Regions from separate parts of the Homo sapiens genome. Here region 2 is linked to region 1. A link is a contact called in ENCODE Hi-C or POLR2A ChIA-PET data. All regions are on one chromosome and are shown on one strand. Each heading gives the region's core, a stretch centred on a gene start or an enhancer-like site at or near the end of the contact. The rest is flanking DNA. Distances are from core to core; before and after follow the strand shown. Region 1 overlaps MRTFA (myocardin related transcription factor A). Region 2 has its middle 53 kb from the start of MCHR1.

Evidence for each region. A loop is a pair of places that touch in the nucleus more often than their neighbours do. ChIA-PET counts read pairs that join two places held with the same protein, here RNA polymerase II (POLR2A). Pooled maps may share reads with other maps.
Region 2: a pooled map shows a loop between it and region 1 (2.2-fold over the local background). The contact joins two enhancer-like sites. A Hi-C loop is called at or near these places in 5 of 50 pooled maps. POLR2A ChIA-PET finds 5 or more read pairs at or near these places in 6 of 52 experiments (AG04450, OCI-LY7, activated T-cell and 3 more).

The regions. Positions count from the first base shown.
Region 1 is chr22:40,523,411-40,526,417 of GRCh38, forward strand. All of the region lies in intron 3 of MRTFA (myocardin related transcription factor A), which reads right to left. It overlaps MRTFA-AS1 (MRTFA antisense RNA 1), which reads left to right. Exons shown (of 4, transcript NR_109965.1): 2 at 1-30; 3 at 115-308; 4 at 2,809-3,007. Among named protein-coding and RNA genes, the nearest start is that of MRTFA-AS1, 3.1 kb to the left of the region's middle. Within about 2 kb of position 1,626, at least 3 of the 41 ENCODE cell types and tissues checked have a DNase peak (open chromatin) inside an H3K27ac peak, as active enhancers do.
Region 2 is chr22:40,731,269-40,734,218 of GRCh38, forward strand. No RefSeq gene overlaps it. Among named protein-coding and RNA genes, the nearest start is that of MCHR1, 53 kb to the left of the region's middle. RefSeq lists a silencer at 47-205. Within about 2 kb of position 1,608, at least 19 of the 41 ENCODE cell types and tissues checked have a DNase peak (open chromatin) inside an H3K27ac peak, as active enhancers do.

The sequences.
Region 1 (3,007 bases), core at 376-2,875:
TTCACTGCAGCCTTGACCTCCCAAATTCAAGTGAGCCTCCCACTTCAGCCCCCTAAGTATCTGGGACTACAGGTGTGTATCACCATGCCTGCCTAATTTTTGCATTTTTTGTAGAGATGAGGTTTCACCATGTTGCCTAGGCTGGTCTCAAACTTCTGACATCAAGCAATCTGCCCACCCTGGCCTCCCAAAGTGTTGGGATTACAGCTGTGAGCCACTGCACCCGGCAAATAATCTTTTTAAAACAGATTGTGATTCCGCAGGTCTGAGGTGGCGTCTGAGATTCTGCATTCCTAATAGGCTTCCAGGTGATACAAAGGCTGCCAGACCTTGGAACATACTTTGAGTAGCAAGGTATTAGAAGAATACGGACATAGTATCTGTTTGAGTAACCTAATTAATGTTGATACCTAAGTTTTCAGTACTTTACATAACCAAATAAATTAGTCTTATGGCACTGATTTGAGGAATATAATCTTATCGATTCCCAAGAGAATATACTAAGAAAACAGTTCAAAAAATCAAGTTTAATTAATATTTTAGTTCCTCAAGATCCTATTTGCAAGGAAAAACAGAAAAACAGAAAATCAGAAAGATACAGCATCATGAATTGTTAAGGACAATTTTCACACCCTATAGTCAATGAGCAAAATATATTGCAGAAATGCACTTTCAAAAAATTAAAACAGGCTGGGCAACATAGTGAAAACCTGTCTCTCATTAAAAAAAATTTTTTTAGCTGGGCCTAGTGATGTGCACTTGCAGTCCCAGCTACTCAGGAATCTGTGGTGGGAGGACCACCTGAGCCTGGGGAGGTCCAGCCTGCAATGAGCTGTGATTATGCCACTGCACTCCACCCTGGGCAGCAGAGTGAGACCCTGGCTCAAAAATAAAAGCTACACAAAAAAATAATTAAAACATTGTATACTAACACCACCATTTTATGCCTACAACAAATCAGATTATTCTTACCCAACAAAAGCAAACAAAAAATTTAACGTGTTGTTTTTTGACAGAAAACTTCTGAGAGGTTCAGCAAATTGAGAGTAAATGAGTGTACACAGGAAGGAGCCACAGCTCTGCCAAGAACATGGCCTAACACAAACACTGCAAAGATAAATTTCAATAAGTCTTACAAAATAGAAACAAAGGCAAAAATGTAAAAGAGATTTATACAAACTCAACTGGTCAGAGGGAACAGTTTAATGAGATGGAGTGCCTCCTTATCATGCAGTATTTGGTCAGTGGAGGGAGCACTTTGACTGCAGAGGTTCCAAATTAACAGCTCTATCTCCTAATCATTATGCTTCCATCCATCTTCTTCCTCTTTTAACTGTACCTACCTGTGTATGTGCATACACACAATTTAACATAAGCTTTATTTATTTTTGTGCGTGTGCGTGTGTATGTTTTTGAGACAGAGTTTTGCTCTTGTCACCCATGCTGGAGTGCAATGTCGCAATCTCGGCTCACTGCAACCTCCACCTCCCAGGTTCAAGCAATTCTCCTGCCTCGGCCTCCCAAGTAGCTGGGATTACAAGCATGGGCCACCACACCCAGCTAATTTTTTTGTATTTTTAGTAGAGATGGGGTTTCGCCATACTGGCCAGGCTGGTCTTAAACTCCTGGCCTCAAGTGATCCGCCCGCCCCAGCCTCCCAAAATGCTGGGATTACAGGGGTGAGTCACTGTGCCCAGCCAACATAAGCTTTATTGGAATACAAAAGAAATGTATGCTCATCATAGAAAATCAGAAAGATACAGGAAAACCCAAAAGATGGAAAAAATATAATGTCCCCTATGAAATCTCACTACTCAGAGAAAGTTATTCATATTCTGGTGTATAGCCTCAAAGCCACTTTTCTAGAATTATAGAGATAAGTGGTAAACATTATTCCACATTTTAAAAATTATTTTAAAAAATTTTTTGTAAAGATGGAATCTTGCTATGTTGCCCAGGCTGGTCTTGAACTCCTGGGTTAGACAGGAAGCTGTCGGGGAGGTTTGCTTGAGCCCGGGAGACAGAGGTTACAGTGAGCCGAGATCCCACCACTGCACTCCAGCAGGGGGCGACAGAGCAAGACCCTGTCTCACAAAAAAATTATAAAAATATAAAAAACCAAAACTACAATGTACACTTATGAAAGAACAACAGTAAGAAAGGGAAATTACATTTTAGTATAAATACATAAAATTTTGATTCATACCCACTGAAAATGTTTCAAGGACACCTAGGGGTCCTCAGACCACACTTTGAAAACAATGCTCTATACTGTAGTGCCTCTTCAGTTAGGGCACGCTATACAAATATTTACAAGGCATGGTCTCAGGAACATACTTAACCTAAAAAATATCCTAATGATTTTGCTAAATCACCCATTCAACAATTATTAAGTGCTTACAATACACGAAGTATTCTTATACACAAGGCAGAGAATCAAAGAGGAAAAAAAAAATCCTCCTTGTGGCACTTACATTCTACGAAGAGACAGCCACAACCAATAAACAAATGAACTATCTATTCTGCAAATAAGTGGTATGAAGGAAAATAAAAGCAAGGTTTTACAAAATAGGATGGTCAGGGAGTGCGCCTAACTAAAAAAGTAACTTTTTTTTTTTTTTAAGAGACATGGTCTTGCTCTGTCACCCAGGCTGGAGTGCAGTGGCACAGTCATAGCTCACTGCCACCTCAAATTCTTGGGCTCAACTGATCCTCCCCACTCAGCCTCCTGTGTAGCTGGTACTACAAGCACATGCCATCATGCCTGGCTAATTTGTTGTTGTTGTTGTTGTTGTTGCTGTTTCACAGAGACAGCATCTCACCATGATGCCCGACTAGCCTTGAACTCCTGGCTTCAAGTGATCCTCCCCATTCGGCCTCCCAAAGCGCTGGGATTATAGGTGTGAGCCACCATAACAGGCCCAAAAGTAACATCTGATCAAAAATCTCAAGGTGATGCGGGAACAAGCCATGAGGCTACTCAGGGAAACGTGCTCTAAATAGAAGG
Region 2 (2,950 bases), core at 358-2,857, 210 kb after region 1:
CTGCCTCGGCCTCCCAAACCTGCTGGGATTACAGGCATGAGCCACTGCACCTGGCTTTTTTTTTTTTTTTTTTTTTGAGACGGAGCCTTGCTCTTGTTGCCCAGGCTGGAATGTGTGATCTCAGCTTACCGCAACCCCTGCCTCCCGAGTTCAAGCAATTCTCCTGCCTCAGCCTCCCGAGTAGCTGGGATTACAGGCATGTGCCACCATGACTGGCTAATTTTGTATTTTTGGTAGAGATGGGATTTCTCTGTCTTGGCCAGGCTGGTCTCGAACTCCTGACCTCAGGTGATCCGCCTACCTCGGCCTCCCAAAGTGCTGAGATTACAGGCGTGAGCCACCACATCTGGCCTCGAGCACACCTTTTCTGGTGCACGTAAAACTAGGTCGGGTTCTTAGGGACTGAGTCACCTGACTAACACTAATCAAATACACACAAACAAAACCACAAACTGCTCTGTCAAGCAGGATGTCAGCAGTTTCCTTTGCATGAAGGAGGGTGGGGAGGGGGTGTTGTAAGGTGGGTCTCCAGAATGATGGAATAGGGTCGCTGTCGGGAAGAGGCTGAAAACATTACTGTGATATTTTGTCTTATAAAATTCTTTTTGGTTTTTTTTTTAGAGACAGGGTCTTGCTCTGTCACTCAGGCTGGAGTGCGGTGGTATGATTATGGCTCACTGCAGCCTCGACCTCCTGGGCTCAAGTGATTCTCCTACTTCAGCCTCTTGAGTAGCTGGGACTATAGGCGAATACCACCGTGCCTGGACTTTTAAAATGTTTTGTGGGCCAGGCGCGGTGGCTCACACCTTTAATCCCAGCACTTTGGGAGGCTGAGGCGGGAGAATCACGAGGTCAGGAGTTTAAGACCAGCCTGGCCAGCATGGTGAAACCCCGTCTCTACTAAAAATACAAAAAATTAGCTGGGCGTAGTGGCGGGCGCCTGTAATCCCAGCTACTCAGGAGGCTGAGGCAGAGGTTGCAGTAAGCTGAGATCGTGCCACTGCACTCCAGCCTGGGCAACAGAGTGAGACTGTCTCAAAAAAAAAAAAAAACGTTTTGTGGAGATGCAGTCTCATTATGTTGCCCAGGCTAGTCTTGAACACCTGGTCTCAAGAGATCCTCTCGCCTTGGCCTCCAGAAGGGCTGGGATTCAAGGTGTGAGCCACCACACCTGGCCTGGTTTATAGGATTCTTGTATAAATTCTCTGTGGGCCGAGCCTAGACTAGAATATTGCCCAACTTCCTTTGCACAGCAAAATGGATTTCATAGGATCAATTAAGAGTATTTGGACCAAACAACTATCTCTCTTACTTTGTTAGCCTGGATTGCAGGAGTCACAATTACTTACAAGTCAAAAAGATGAGGAGAGGGCTGTGGCAGTTGTGGTCTCAGGCCTGCAGCAGCCTTTTGCAATATTGAGTTACCCTGCGGGCTTTGTGAACTTGGAATCACAGACTCCTCCGAGGTTGTGCCTCAGCCTCCCCAAAACGTGAGAGGCGAGGGCAGAGCCTACTTACCTTTCACCTCCTAGCACCTGAGCCGGAGCACCTGGTTCACAGTAAGCACTCAATCTGTGTGTGCTGAATAAACAAGAAACTGCCTGTTCCTGCCTCGGGGCAGGACGCACCGCCCTAGTGACTGTAATACTCTCCTCCACCAGATTTGGCAGCTCCCCTCCCTTACACAGCCCTGGGGAATTACTGCTCTTTTCTTTCTTTGGTGTCCTTTCTCTAAAGTGCAAATAGTTCCTTCTGGACACACGGTCTGTCTGCAGCCTGCCAGTATCATTCACCCTTGCTTGCTTTTACCTTCTGTTTTGTCTTCCTGAGACAACATTCTTGTAACAATTCCAGCAAAGTCAAACTTTTTTTTCTTTATTATTACTTTTTTTAATCCACTCTTGCACTCTCACCCTTTACTCTCTCTCTCTTTTTCATTTCTTTTCTTTTCTTTTTTTTTTTTTGAGACAGGGTCTTTTTGTCACTCAGACTGGAGTGCAGTGGCATGATCTCCACTCACGGCAGCCTCAATTTCCTGGACTCAAGCGATCCTACCGCCTCAGCCTCCGGAGCAGCCAGGACTACAGGCGCTCAGCACCACGTCCGGCTAATTTTTGTATTTTTTGTAGAGATGGGGTTTCGCTATGTTGGCCAGGCTGGTCTTGAACTGCTCACCTCAGGTGATCCACCCGCCTCAGCCTCCCAAAGTGCTAGGATTATAGTTGTGAGCCACCCTGTCTGGCCTCTTTATTTTATTTTACTTATTTCTTTTCCTAATCTCGAGGACCTGTGAAACAAAATCCTACTCTGATTTAGAAGATACCAGGTCCTGCTGGGCGTGGTGGCTCATGCCTGTAATCTCAGCACTTTGGGAGGCCGAGGTGGGAGGATCACTTGAGATCAGGAGTTCAAGATCAGCCTGGCCAACACGGCGAAACCCCATCTCTACTAAAAATACAAAAATTAGCCAGGCGTGATGGCATGTGCTTGTAATCCCAGCTACACAGGAGGCTGAGGCAGGAGAATCGCTTCAACCTGGGAGGCGGAGGTTGCAGTGAGCCGAGACTGCACCACTGCACTCCAGCCTGGGTGACAGAATGAGACCCTGTCTCAAAAATAAAAATAAAAAATCTCCTGAGTTTTACATCTAATGATACAGAAGGGCAAAAGACACAGTTGGGGCAGTAGGGGAAGGGGAACCATCTTTCAGTTATTTCAGCAATGTCCCCAGGTATTTTGAACCACAGTGAAGAAGAAAGAAATCAACAAAGTCAGCGCTACCCCTGCCACACCATTGGCTACACAAGGTTACAGTTTCTATAGCTACAAGCCTGTCTCTTAGGGAACGCAACATACCACAGAGTGGCCTCCCTAGAAAGGCCACTTAGTCATGTGAAATGTAGATCTCTGCTGAAACAGAGATGTTTTCCCTTGGAATTTACAGTTAATA